Linked DNA regions of Mus musculus: all the other regions are linked to region 3. A link is a contact called in ENCODE Hi-C or POLR2A ChIA-PET data. All regions are on one chromosome and are shown on one strand. Each heading gives the region's core, a stretch centred on a gene start or an enhancer-like site at or near the end of the contact. The rest is flanking DNA. Distances are from core to core; before and after follow the strand shown.

Region 1 (4,945 bases), core at 123-2,622, 59 kb before region 3:
AGTTTTTCTAAGTAGAAAACTTAGGTGGGCTTGAGGTATGAAGACATTAGGAAAGGAAACAAACACAGAGTGAGCCACTACCCAGCAGCGGCTGCCCATGAAGCCCTAGCTCACCGACTCCCCTGTGGCCAAGTCTTGGAGCTACTGGTAACAGCAGTTAGCCTAGGAAACACAACAGAGGTGAAGACAGTAGGAAGACTCTTACTTAGACAGAACGCCCCAATGTTTCACTTCTACAAGGTTTTACCTATAAAAATACTCCAACTGCTTAAATTAAAATTCAAATGAAATGATCCCATTTATGCAAAGAGTGGACAGTGAAGATCCTTGTTTGCTCCGAGTATGAAATCAGCTAAAGAATAAAGATAAACATCCTGAGTGCCTAACAGCAAGCCAGTTGAAGTTACAAATCACATTGAGCGATGCTAAGTTCCCGGTTCCTTTCTCCAGCATTGGAGTGCCATGGTCTCAGACTCTTTATATGTGAGGTTCACTTTTCCATGCATCATGGCTTTCTATGGAAGAACAGTATATTCTATGCACACTGGTATTTATGTACATGCAGAAATATACACATATGCAAGTAGTGGGCCCCTCCCAAGATGCTCCCCAGATTTTTAGTTGAATATACTTAGAAACGCACCAATCACAGGGAAAGAAGAGTGAAGACTCAAAATTCACCTGTAACCCTTTCATCATCCTTTCATAACTCTCCCTCCCCCAAGAGTACCAAATGATGCATAAAATGCAGGCGGGGGAAAAATACCTTCTGTGTCATAGGAAGGTATTTTTAGATAATTGGAAATTTCTTAGAAATGTCCACACGAGGCATACTAAGTCAGAATCTTTGAAGGCATGACCTAATGTAGTTTCAGCTCGGTGACTCTTCTCGGGCTGTAATTTAAGAAGCACCGCTTTACTAAACAAAACAGATGCTGATTTTTCTGGTGAGTGAGCCGCACAGTTCAAACCAAACCTGAATGTTTTCTAGTTAAGGGTGGTACTTTTTCACAGACTGTAGTAAAAAGAAAGCAAAGACTGCTACCAGCAAACGGCGTGAAACGGTTATATAAAACCCATAAGATTTTTAAAAAGAGGAGAGAAATCTGCTAGGAAAGAGATCAACAAACTTGAAAGTGCAAACAGGGCTGATGGAACAGATGTGGTAATCGATGCATACTTAAGAAAGTGTGCAAAGCAGGAAAGTAAGTTTGAGGAAGCCCGATTTCCCGCACAGTACCCAAATAGGTTGGGTGGTTGAGATCAGGCAGTGTAAAGAAAGTTCCGAGAAGAGGCCACTCCCCAGGTGATGAATAGCCTTTCTTTCCAAGGCAATCAAAATCCCACTTCCTTTTGCCTTGCTGGTGGGCGGGGCGGGCAAGGTCCTGCCAGGCCTCTGGGCGCAGCTAGAGGATTCAGGAGTGCAGGCAGAGCTCGCGTCATTCAGAGTGAGTCCCCTCTGCGAGGGAAAGCCGGGCTACTGCAGCGCCACCAGCAAGGGATTGGGACTCACGGACTTCAGAACAGAAGGAGCCTCAGGTGAGTCCCGCTTTCTGCGCGTTCCGGGACAGAGCTCGCGGATCTGTGCGCACAAAGGAGCCGGGTACGGTGATGGGCGCGGGAGATGCGGATGGGTGGAGAGGGAGCAAGAGCAAGGGCTGGAGGCGGTTTGCTCAGGCGGCAGAGGTTATGGTCTGAAGACTGGGAGCAATGGCCGAAAGACTTGGGCTCGTGACCCCGGAAGTGGGGAGGGAACTCAGCCAGAAGCTCTGCTGTCCGGGCCGCTGCTCGGCAATCCACACTCGTGACCCTTCTTCGCTAGTTCCCACGGGATCGTCTCCAGTTTAGCACACTGCTTCACAGCCAAGAGCAGTCCTGATGCAGTGCAGAAGCTGGGCTCACTTGTAGCTCTGTGGTAGCGCTCTTTTCAAATGCGCCGAGCCCAAGTTGGATTCCCGTTGCAGGAAAGGGAAGGGGAAATAAAAGAAGAGAAACCGTTCAAAGAGCCTGTTGCTCTTTAACCCAGGTTTCTTTGGGATTGTGGCTAGTAAAACTATACATAGCCTTCTAGAATACAAAAGTAGGGGATGTAAGCGGGTAAAGGTCCGAATGGGTAAGACCACTACACTAGGTGTACATTCAGTCTTTTGTTACAGACCTTGGACTCTGACAGTTTTTTTTTTCTTGTATATTCATCTCTTCCCTGAAAATGTTAACAGTAAAAGACTTAAAGATTCAAGCCACTTATTAAAGGAAGAGGCAGGCATATTTATGAGTTCGAATCTAGCCTTGTCTATAGAGCAAGTTCTCAGACAGCCAGTGCTACAGAAACAAAACAGGAAAGCCAACCAAAACAACAAAAAGAGTTCTCACTTTTGAATCAGTTAATATAAGCTTGATAAAGTACCAAGTGGAAAGGTGGAAACTAGCTTTTATTATATCAAATACTTGACACAGCCCCCATCCCTACAACTCTCCCCATGGTTCCTGCGTGGCTTGATTTCCGTAATCTTATTCCTGGAAGTTAGGTAGGGCCATCTCTCTGTTCCAAGACAAACAATTATACTTTCTTCCCAAACAATTACACTCTCTTCTTCCGGCTTAGCGGCTTAGCAGTTGGAACTAAATACTGGGTACCAGGAACCAGGGAAGCTTAATAAAAAGCACCCCCGGGCACCTGGGGGCGTTTCCTTCTTGGCTTTTCCTAACAACAGAGCTTTCTACCTGGATACTTACTACAATTGTGCTGCTTTGAATAATAAACAAACAAACAAACAAACAAACAAAAACCCAGACTGTTGGTAAGCCAGCTAGAGTCCCTACTTGCAGACAGAGCAGCATGACCTCTCTCTCCTCAGCTGTGTAACTCCAGAGATTCTTCATTCCCCCTGAATAAGGTGAGATTCTAGCTTCAAGGACCTCAAGTTGAGCAACACCCTCTGTTTGTAGTGTCCACTGAACACACCAGCAGCCTTTGCTCCGTGGCGTGGCTTATGATAGATATTTTTCTTTGTGACTTTTACCTGTCTTAATGGCACCGCAGCCACCTCTATATAAACCTGTGCCCCTTTAAACCTTTCTAACATCATCATTTTTACTCACAGTACTTTCAGTATATATGCAATATGCTTAGTTTTCTTATTAGTCCTGGGTCTACAGGTTTACTGGTTGAAGTGTTTGTATAGAAGTTTGCATGGTCTATAGTATAAACTTATAGACTTTTTGCTGTCTATACGTACATTGTAAACAGCGTTTGTACTATGTACATAGTGTAGACCCTGTGGTATCCATGAATACCCCCTTGAAAACCCAGGGTGTTCATACAGTGAATATTTCTTCAGGAAATATTTATATAAGTATATTTGCTTGTGTGTACACAACACACTATTGTAGTACAGCATTACATAAATAGAACTCAGTGAAACCATCTAGTTAACGTGTGTTAACAAGTGTTCTTCGTATTTTTCAAATTAAAATTTTTTTGGGGGGGAACTTACCTAGCCACTAAATGATTGACCCCAAGAATAAACTGTAACTCTGGGCTTTGGTGTGTTACATAACGGGGTGCCCTTTAAAATTCTTGCCAACAAATTTCATTTGTTAGAAAGCTGGAAGCGTTTTTTTGTTTTCATTGAACCAGATATAATAATATGAAGCTATGCAAATGAGCTGTCTTAATTCATCAGTTAGTGAACTGAGAAGCCGTAAACAACAATCTTGGCTCAGTGGATTCAGGGGCTTCATTTCTAAGTAAGCAAAAAGGAAAAAAGAAAAGAAAAGAAAAATCTCATATTAATGTAAAATCAATGGGCTTCCCAGAAGGCTATTTTGAGATCATACAAGAACTCTAGTAAGAGTAACTGGGTTTTGAGATGTATTTTTTTGCTTCTTTAAATTTACTTCTTATTTTTGTAGAACACTTGACAGCTATGTTTTCAGTCGGTTCTAGCTGGTGTATAATCTATTTTTATCCAAAGCATTGCCCATGTTCCATTCAAAGTTTAAGCTTGTTTGCTTTTTGTGGTCATGAAATAGTGACGTGGATTTTGAGAAGGAAGCTTTCTATTTCAAAGGACATTGCATTTGTAAGCAACGCACTTCTGGTACAAATGCACAGTTGAGGGTTCTGTTTCCCCAAATGCTCACCAATGCCTTGAAGCATTGTGGGAATGCATTGAACCATTTGTGGAAATATATTTGCATACTCATCTGCCTCAGTTTGGCGATCACGGAACCCACAATTTGACAGATAGAATGTGTTTCCTTGTAAGTATTTTCTAAACCTTCCAAGTGTACAAAGCCTACCTAAAAATGTAACTTAAAAGTACCTAAAAATTATTTGATTTGTAGCTAAACCACAACCAAAAGTACCTGGAAATTATTTGCTATGTAACTTACTGTCACAATTTTGCCTTACCACTTTTCCCATCATATTCTTTTTCCCCTCTGCCCACCATGAAATCTCTCATTCAACTGTTCAGCTCTTTGAGATTCTAATAATGGTTTGAAAGTAGTAGAGCGTTGCTGAGTTGTATAGAGCCCCGTGTTGACATTTGGTCTGTGAAGAGAAAGGTGGTCTGGATTAACTTGTACATTGGGTGATTTACAAGAAGGCATTTGTTCTTATGTGTGCACTAACAGGAAAATTCTGGCTAAAGAGCCTCAACCTACTTATTTTGTAGGCACAGATGATGTTATAATATGCCAAAATGCTTTTTTTAAAAAAATATTTTAATTTTAATTTATTTTTTACACGCCATATTCCATCCACCCTCCGACTGCTCCACATCCCACACCTTCTCCCCACCTCACCCCATCTCCACTTCTCCATGTGGAAGTCCCCACCCCGGACACCATCTGACCTCTAAACTCCCTGAGGCCTCCAGTCTCTTGACGGTTAGGTACATCATCGCTGAATGGACACAGACCCGGAAGTCCTCTACTG
Region 2 (5,074 bases), core at 203-2,702, 34 kb before region 3:
TTCCTCCCCTAGTTCAGGGCTTGTCATTTTAAAGATAGACAGGATGGTGGATCGGTCCACAACTGTTATATAAACATGGCCTGATCTGATCTGGTGAACTTGTCCAGAGAATCCATCAGCAGGGGTGAGGGGATGAGAGGCTAAGGAGAGGAGAAACCCTCTTTGAGGCCCTTGGTTTAGGCTGACTGGTTTTCACCTCTGATCAAGGGTGAGGAAGAAGCCTTTCATTATGTAGTCATGGCTCCCCCGCTCCCCCCCCCCCTTTGTCTGCCTATCAGGAGCTCTACTAGTCCCTCTCTAGAATTTTTATCTGTTGAGGAGTTTTTAAAAATTCTGTAGTCATTTTGTGGGGAGCAGTGAAGGGAGGCAGGAGAAACAGTCCAGCTTTGTGTGAAAGAAAAGCGAACTCAGGAAGTGAGGTGTCTGATGATTAACAAGTACACTTAAAGTTTAGACTTTACTGTGGTTGAGAGGTCACGAAAGCACTGAAAAGGGAGAGTCCAGAGTGCACCACACAGACAGGCTGAGCTGGGCCATGTGAGGAGAGGGGAGGGGAAGAGGAAGGCAGTAGAAGGGAGATAAGAGATGGTCTGCCAACTAAGGAGGGGATAGCCGGGGACAAGAGACTGGCCAAGAGGGTAAAGGATAGACCAAAAAACAAAACAAAACAACAACAACAAACCAAACAAACAAGGAAAACACCTAAAAAACAACAACCACAAACCAAACAAAAAGCAAGGCAAACCAAAAAAACATCCAGGTAACTTACATGATTGGATTTTATAGGGAAGAGCAGCCCAGCCTGTTGGCTGGAGGAGAATTTAGGGTACCAAACCAAATATGGCAGTCAGGCCCTGAAACGGGTAGGGAGTGAGGGATGCAGGGAGAACCAGGTAGCCAGCATTCAATTTCATATGTTAATGGAACTCAGCCCTTTGTCTCTGGTTTGAGACCTACTAAAGAGACTATTTCCAGCTTTTGTACTCAAGCTTGCATACTCTTCTCAATGACTAGAACATCTACAAGACATATATGTTAAAATTAGACTCTGCCTCCAGGTAGACAAAACACAAGCAGTCTTGTGGGTTTGGCTTGATATGACTAGCTGTTGCATCTGGAGAGCACTCTGGGTTGCCGTTCTGGTGCCATGAATATCGAGTGGCAGTATTTAATAAAGCCTCTTATTAAAACTTACCTGTGGTGGTGGTGAATCTCGGAGTGACCCCAGACCCATAACAGTCATAGGGAGACTCCGTCTCAAAGAGGCTCATTCACCTGAATGTGAACAACTGTCCCAAGATTGTGACAAAAATATAATAAGGAAAAATAATATTGGTGGTCCTACCGGCTCCTGCTGGTACTCAGTAGAAGAAGTTAGGCATTTGAGAACTATCGGGATATGCACTCTGACTCTCCTAACACAAAACAAAACAAAACAAAACAAGAAGGAAGGGAAAGCATTCCTGAGTCTCCTTTTGAATCAGTGCCAGCATTTGAAGAATGCAGTGGAGGTCAGAGTAAAGGGAATGCCAGTAAGTGTTCCTTTGGCGTTCCAGAACTGTGCACAGACCAGATATTCATTTCTACTGAGAGCCTCTGCCAGGAGCAGCTAACAATTCTCAAAGGACTTAGAACTCAGACAGGGTTTCAATTTGGTTGCGTATCTTTCCAGTCAGGAAAAGGAAATCTAAAGACTCAGGAAACAAAACCTAAACTGCCTCAAAGTCCAGGTGCTTTTTCTCCCTGACTTTAGTCTAGTGGAGTAGTGCAGCACCTATGCCTTTCTGAGAGGAGTCTGGAGAGCTGAGTCGCTGCTGGTGCTAGGATTCTAGGAATTCGCCTCACTTGGAGCTGCATGAGAAAGGTAAGCCAGATGCCCTCTAAAGAGATCCATGACCTTCACCGGACCCAGAACTTTTATAAGCCCTGCGAAGAGAAATCTGAGGGTGGAGATTTAAGCTGGAAGTTAGGAAAGGTGACCAAGAAGGTGACTGGGAAGGGGAGGTGGGCACACGGGCAAGGGAAGTACCTCTGCCTGGAGAGGTAAAATGTAGTTCAGTCAGGTTTGTCTGTGGGCAGGTAGGAGTTTCGGGTTATTTTCCTGTATCTTGTAACAAGCAGCCAGCCAGTTATTCACTTGTCCAGTGGATATTGCCTTTATGTGTTCTATTTCTTTCCATTTCAAGCCTCTTGGTTGTAAACAAAATTTCCTGTTTTATTAGGAGAAGGCTCTTAACTTATTGGAGGTCAGAGGCACCTCTTGTACTTTTGTAAAACAAACAAACAACCCCGTTAATTTTAGACACAAAGAGGCCGAAAGTACAGCGACTCCTCATGACTGAGTAATCAGACTTTGACAGCTGGCAGTTGGAACCAGTACCTGGGAGGTCTCACACATACGTTCAAGAGTAACTTGGCCCAGATAGCTCACCTCCAAGGGCCACTCTCAAAAGACAGTTATAGCTATAAACCATATTATTTAACAAGCAAGTGGAGTACCCGCATATCTATAGACAAAGCAGGAGCGTTAAGGCCAGTAATTGTTCTTATCGGTTTTAGTTAGACACACATTCCCTTTTAAGAGGGTGTTTTGAGAGTCTGCTTGCCTCTTTCTTGCAGCATATTTTATTAACCTTTTACGAATATCATTTCTGGTCTAGTGACTGCTATTACCTTATGCCTCTGCTTGTTATCCCCCTGGCCAGAGTCTATACCATTTGTACAGGGTGCTTTAAGCCAGGAGCTATGCCACTTATGATACCAAATGAGAAGATAATGGAGTTGCATATGCCATAAATAATACCTGGGAAGTAGTAGATGGCTCTTTTCTACTTATTTTTCTCCTACCTAGCATCCCATACCACATCCTGTCTGAAAAGATCACATGAGGCCCCAGTTCAACTTAATAATACCATTTCACAGTTAAGTGCAATCCTTAATCAAGGCCATCGAGGAGGGGGATTAGAGAAACATATCACAAAGCCTGCTAGCTATTGAAGGATAAGTATTAATTGGAACCCAAACTAGGCTTGGCATTTTATAGTACCAAGAGCTCAGAAAAGACAGAGCAGACTGTGTGTGCCCACACTGCCCACTCAGGCTGCCTGAGTGTGACCCTCTCTCAACTCCTTCACATCCGCAGACTCTGGACCAGTCTCCATGTATACTGTTTCAGCTACTCTTACAAATTACGCAACAAATTCTATTACGAATACAAGTTAAAGTCTAGTACAAGACCTAATAGGTTAAATTGATTTTACATCAATTAGTATAGGTTGTTAGAGTAGCTGCTGCTACCATAAAGGACTAGGTGACAGTTGGCTTTTATTATGTCAAATATTTAAATACTTAAATAAGAAATGTTTGTATAAATATGTGTGTGCATGCCCATTCTCTACAATTTATGATTAATATCACTCAGCTTGAATGTCTGGGTGTTAATTAAAATAAACAGTTTTTATTATTTATTTATTTATATTTAATTATTTAATGTTTGTTTATTATTCTAAATTTTGTTTTATTAAACACTTAAAATTGTTTCTTACCTTAGGAGAATTAACATGGCCAGGAGAACAGATCCAATTAAAAGGCTGTTCTGTCCTTCATAAGAAAGATGCCTTGATTGAAGTTGCTAAGAATCTCCCTAAAACTTGATGGATGTAGTTTGTTTTGTGTGTGTGTGTCTTCTGGTGAACTGAGCAAATAAGCACAAAGGATTTTAATCATTTTAGTTCGTGTGACTAGGGAGCTAAATGTTATCAATAGTTACTTTTACCTCATCGGTTTAGTATCTGTTATGTGGAGGAAAGCAGATGATCTGGAACAGTGAGGAAGGAAGCACAGGCTTGTCCAGGGAGGGTTCGCAGGGATAATGAAGTGACCAAATAAAGGCACTCGGCTCTTTTCTGCAGCCCTTTGTCAATAGGTGCTCCTCCTGACTCTCTTATGTTAAGACTCATAGTAAAGTAACAGGGTAGGAAGAAGGGAGCAGGAACGTGCATCAGTGAACATATTTTAGAATCTGTTCTGTGTAAAGAGTGGGCGGTTGCCACTTGGAAATGTAACCCTCATTTATTCCCATTAGGTGCATATAGGGCAGAGACCACCAACGACTTAAGATCCACCTGACACACAGCATTTCTTTTTTACATATTTCCAACTTCCCAGCATGCTCTTGGGTCCTAATTTGCATTAGATTTCTCAGTTAGTCAAGCCAAAAGATGAGATCTTCTTAAAACTAGACAAGAAATATTACCGTACATATGTATAGATCTACAGTACAAACGTTATAATCTTAATTCAACTGTTAACTCAACTGAAAATAAAAAATTAAAATTTGAAAATTTTAATATAAAATAAGGAAAACTTGCCTATATTCCTTATAGAAGTCATTGATGATTTGCCATTAGGTGTACTTTTCTGACAAAGAGGCAAAGTGAAAATAATGGTCAGTCATCTTTGAATTGTTGTTAACATTTGTTGGAAGTTTTCAGAACCTTCATTAGCCAAGCAGTATCAATGAAGAATGATGTCTTATTAAAAATTGGGGAAGATTAAAACTTTACACACAGGTTAAATATGTCGCATGTCACGATCAAAAGGGTTCCTACCCATTTCTACCTCTGGTTCACTGGACTCTTCACCCAAAGGCTTTTAGAAAATTGCTAACCATCATGGGCCAGCCACCAATTTCAGGTCTTTCTGAAAACTCCATATGGCACGAGAGTCAAAGCCAGAGGTTTAACTGGATAGATAATGCTAAATCAGATAACTGAAGAACACTAGCCTACTGGTCTAGGGAACTCCAAGGCATCTTGTTTGAGCCAATCAGTGAAAATGGGTTGTATTCACAGAAGGTCTTCTCTTCTCCATCATGGACAGACACTGTAAATCCTTTCGTTTTTCTCCCTATTAAGTTAATTTTGTTTACCTATTCTCTTCTGAAATGTTTGGCTTTGTTTTGTAGTTTTGGTTTTGGTTTTAGTTTTGGTTTTCATTTTTGAGTTTTTGACCAGTGTTTCTTTCTGTAACCCTGCCTGTTCTGGAATTTACTCTGTAGACACGGCTAGAATCC
Region 3 (4,770 bases), core at 620-3,119:
TTCCTGTGCACTAAACCTATTCTTCAGTATCTCAAGGCTTACCTTATCTGATTTGTCCCCTGACTTTCAATGTCACAGGTAGACAAAGATCTTACTTTCAACTTTCAACTCTTCTGTACCTTTTGCTTTAAAACTGTTAGCTCAGATATTTAACCTCACTACACCTAACTCCTCTTTGAATACGTAAACAAGTTCTCTGACTGATAAGTACACAACTCTCTGCTGAATCCTGACAATCCATCTGCCTGCTGGACATTCCAAAAGCAGCTATTTAATTGGGGTTAACCTTAAAGGCATCCATAGCCACTCTAAGGGCAGATACACATGGAGGAGGAAATTGCTCACTTCATGGTAACCAGAAAGCAGTCAGAGAGGGGGAAGGGAAAGTTCACTATTTGTAGGGGTACGCCAATTACTTCTTCCAATTCTGGTCAACCTCCCACCTTCTCTAGGTAATGGCACTAAGTTATGAATCAATCAACGATGAAGCCTTTATCATTTAATTCTCAATGCATGATTCATTTCCTGAGGAAAAATCCTTCAAAACATGAACGTTTTGGGGAGACACTTAATATTTAAACTATAATAAACATACTTAGGATGTTTAGCATTTTTTTATGTCACATTCAATGTAAATTTCTAAGATTTATTTTGTATATGTGGGATTTTTAATTTGTTCAAACTACTTGTTGATGCATTTTTCTACTAATCTTTATATAGCCACAGTTCATGTCTTGAGAACTTCTTCCTAAGCAGGAATGAGTGGGTTGGTGAGCAGGGGGAAGGGGAAGGAAATAAGGGGTTTTCGGAGGGGAAACCAGGAAAGGGCATAGCATTTGAAATGTAAATAAAGAAAATATCTAGTAATAATAATAATAATAATAAAGAACTTCTTCCTAGATAGCACAAGGATGCCAACCTTCACCATCTCTCCCTTGGGTAATGTTCTGGTAAAATAAAAACTTTAAATCAAAAAATAAGCGAATGTTTTTACCCTTACAGATGTTTGTTTTGTGTATTTGGAAAGAATATTTGGGAGTCCTTTCAAAGAGTAGCCTTCTTTTAAGGAGAATTTAAAGTATATTAAGCTATAAATTTGAATCTTAGTATTATTGACAGAGGAACATAGTCTTTTAAATCCCAAGTAGAAGACATGTGGAAAGAGTGAAGACCAGAGGCATGTCTGACTTCAAGGGAACAATGTCTTCAAGACACAGCAGGGCAGCTGCACATATGAACTCACAGCAGTTGTGACCGCACACACTTACACACTTACAGGGGTGTAAGCACAAACCAGACCAAATCCCATCATGGAGAAAAGAGTAGAAAAGTAGAAAAGATCAATTATACCTTATAGCCATGGAGCTATTGGCAGTTATTATCTTCTGGGGCGAAAAAAGGAATTGTATCAGAGTGTAGCCTCTGGTAAGTCGACCATGCTCTAGTGGGGGGAAAAAAAACCACATCAAGACTATTTGGGTAACAAGACTTGCTGTTATAGGATAAATAAATAAGTAAGTAAATAAATACAAATAAACAAACCAAAAAATTGGGTGGATAAGAAAAAAGGGATTGAATCTGTACACACTTGCAGAAGGAGGGATAAATATGATCTAAACACTGTATGAAACTCTCAAAGATCTAATAATAATGATAATAATAGAAGATAATATTATCTAACAAACATTTCTCTGTTTACACAGGTAGTATATTTCTTCAGAGACTATTTCTTTAGAAGAATAATGATCCATGTACAGTTCTATAAATACTCTGAGATCTATAGAACTAGTGAGCTTCTAGGTTCGGAATGGAATGTTAATTGTTGTAGCTGCTTACATCTCCACATTCTGGACCTTTCCTAATAATAACATAACTACTGGAGTGTAAGACAGATGAAGGCCAGTCTTCCATCCATAACCTCTAAGGTAGCCATTTCATAACTATCTTTCAGACACTGTTGTCCTTTGGAATTTTGATGATCATAACTGACTATAACTACATTTTTGCCTAGGATCTCATTTATATCTGCCTGTCTAACTCATATCAGGTGTATTGGGTGATGTGGGCCATTAAAACAAGACCATATCATGGTGGGCTATAAGAGTAGAAAACTACTTCTCACAGTCTAGAGGCTGAGATTTGACGTCTGATGAAACCTGGCTCCCTCATAGTCTTGACTTTTTAATATTTTTTCTTCATAAATCAATCACTTTATGAGTTTCATTTCTTACTATTTGGCAGACAAATATTCAGGCCATTAAACTAAAAAGCTATTCTTGAGACAAAAGACTTCAAATTTGAGTTGATGCTTCATTGATGTTGGTGTGATATTGGTGAAGATCTTGACATTTTTGGAGATATTGACTAATATTCTGAGTTCTTGAGCTTCTGCTTTGTGATTTCGTGTCTTTATTAGGAATCAGGTTTTTATAGTTCTATATAGAACTATAAGAGTCAAATATTCTAGTTGGATTATAACAAATGCCTCCAAACCCATTTTGCTACTGACATACAAATATATGTGAAACTTACATGACCCTCAAGAGGCCTTAAGTTTTCCTACCCTCTTTTCAAACTGTTCATACGCATGTCAAAATCTGTCATGTGCTCCTGTTCTCCCCTTCTTTCTTGGAACACGTGGATTCATTTCATAGATGTCTCATTTATCAGTCTCAGTGAAAAGATATTTCTAAGGCTCATATTTTAATCTTTAAAACTAGGGTGAATGCTTGACCTGGAAATGATTTGGACGTTCTCACTTTACATCAACAGTGAATGTTTTCAGAGATAAGATACTTCAAAAGTATGTGATCATATAACCAGAATCTGAGCCAGAGGCCCAATTCAGGAGTTCCAACATAAAAAGTCTAGGTTTTGGTATTAAGAAAATAAACAGAAAGTAATGATGAGGACTCAAGAGTGAATTTTATGCAAAACATACACTTTGGAAAGGGAGAAAATTAAATATCTGAGCACATCTTTGGGATAGTTACAAACTTTATCATTAAAGAGAAGACCAATTGGACAGACAGTGAGAAGTGTACATTGTTAAGCAGTCTTGATCAACCTGTGGTCTGGTGATGATTATCTCAGTTTTGGTTTCGCAGAGTGCTTCTAATGAAGTGTTTTAATAAGACAAGCTAGATCTAGAAAATTATTGCTCCTACTGTGTCTAAGAATTTCTCATCCTGGGTTTAGGACATGACTGGTTGCTTCTATGGGACATTTCTACAATGCAGAGCTAGATAATACTAAAGCCAAAAGCAAAGTACTAGAGCTACTATTATCTTTGTGCTATAAATCTTGAAGGAGAAAGAAAGATGTTAGATTCCACAAGTGTAGAAGATATCTATAAATTATTGGCATATTTTTGTACAGAACTCCACAAACTTACCCCAAAGTAAAGATAGAAATGAAATTAGGAGTGCCAAGGTTTTTTCCTGCTTCTATCTACACTATGGGCTAAGTAAAAAGTTATTTTTTTTAGTAATATCGGGTTCCTAGATGTTTATTAATAGTCTCACGGAATAAAGTCAAAATTTCTCCAACATTAAAAAAATTATCTCTGAGAGATAATGTGAAATCCATACTTTTATTTGAATATTTTAATGGAAATAACTGTGTGATTGTTGATATCCTTTAAGTAAAGAATAGGTCTTTGAAGAAATTTAAAAAAAAATGTTCTAGAATTAAATATAAAAGAAAATACAATCTATCTATGGGATGCAAGGAAGGAAATCCTGAGAGAAAAGTTTACTGTAATGTGGTGGTTTGAACAGGAATGGCCTGCATAAACTCATATTTGAACGTTTGGTCCCAAATTAGTGGAACTCTTTGGGAAGGATTAGGAAATGTGGCCTGGTTGGAGGAGGTGTATCACTGGGGGTGGTTTTTGAGGTTTAAAATGCCCATGGTATTACTTGTTAAGGCTCTCTTTCTAGTATATAGATCAGACCTAAGTCCTCAACTACTCCTCTAGCATCATGTTCCTACACCATGATGGTCATAAGCTTACCCTCCAAAGTATAAGTCCCCAATAAAGCTCTTTCTCTCTAAGTTTTTTTCAGGTATGGTGATGTTATTTTAACGGCAATAAAAAAGTAACTAAGACAAGCACTAAATCCCAGCATTACATTCTCAGAGAGATATCAAATGAACAATTTGTTGATGCTTCTTAATGTATTATAAGAAACAACATCAAACAAACTATAACTGTAGAAGACAGGAAAAAAGATCAGGGCATAAATCAGTGAAAACAAAACAAAAAAGCAAGGAAAGTAGTCAACAGAAAGAGTCTTTTAATGAGTAGTTTCTATAAAAAGTAAAAAGGGGTTGTAGAGTTCTCTCAGAAGTTATAAGCACTTGTTTCTTTTGCAGAGGACCCAGGTTTGTTTCTCAGCCCCCAAAGCCACTCTTAACTGTTGTCCAGGGTATCTGACACTCTCTTCTGATCTCAGGCACTAAGCATGCATGTGTTGCATATACATATATGTGTCAAAACACTCATACATATAAAATAGGATGAATCTAAAAATATGTTAAGATAATTAAGACTTTATTCAAATTAAAAAGCAAAAAGAGCCAAATAAATAACATTTTAGAGAATTAAAAAGAGACATTACAACAGAAACTAATAAAATTTAGAAAATAATGATGACATTTCTTTAAAGCTTATATTTTTGTGTGTATATACATACACACATGCATACATGTAAATCTGTTTTTAAAAAAAATCAAATCAAATCACCAGTACTAGTCATGAGAAACTCC

Evidence for each region. Hi-C counts contacts between places; a loop is a spot of excess contacts on that map. ChIA-PET counts read pairs that join two places held with the same protein, here RNA polymerase II (POLR2A).
Region 1: POLR2A ChIA-PET joins it to region 3 with 21 read pairs in Patski. The contact joins the promoter of Plscr1 here to the promoter of 1700057G04Rik in region 3. A Hi-C loop is called at or near these places in 1 of 37 maps with a recorded cell type or tissue (T-helper 1 cell). POLR2A ChIA-PET finds 5 or more read pairs at or near these places in 2 of 5 experiments (Patski and embryonic stem cell).
Region 2: POLR2A ChIA-PET joins it to region 3 with 25 read pairs in Patski. The contact joins the promoter of Plscr2 here to the promoter of 1700057G04Rik in region 3. POLR2A ChIA-PET finds 5 or more read pairs at or near these places in 2 of 5 experiments (Patski and embryonic stem cell).

Annotation. Positions count from the first base shown.
Region 1 is chr9:92,248,822-92,253,766 of GRCm38, forward strand. Plscr1 (phospholipid scramblase 1) reads left to right here and starts at 1,373. Exons shown (of 9, transcript NM_011636.2): 1 at 1,373-1,539.
Region 2 is chr9:92,274,150-92,279,223 of GRCm38, forward strand. It overlaps Plscr2 (phospholipid scramblase 2), which reads left to right and starts at 1,453. Exons shown (of 8, transcript NM_008880.3): 1 at 1,453-1,864.
Region 3 is chr9:92,307,508-92,312,277 of GRCm38, forward strand. It overlaps 1700057G04Rik (RIKEN cDNA 1700057G04 gene), which reads left to right and starts at 1,870. Exons shown (of 7, transcript NM_001033184.3): 1 at 1,870-1,925.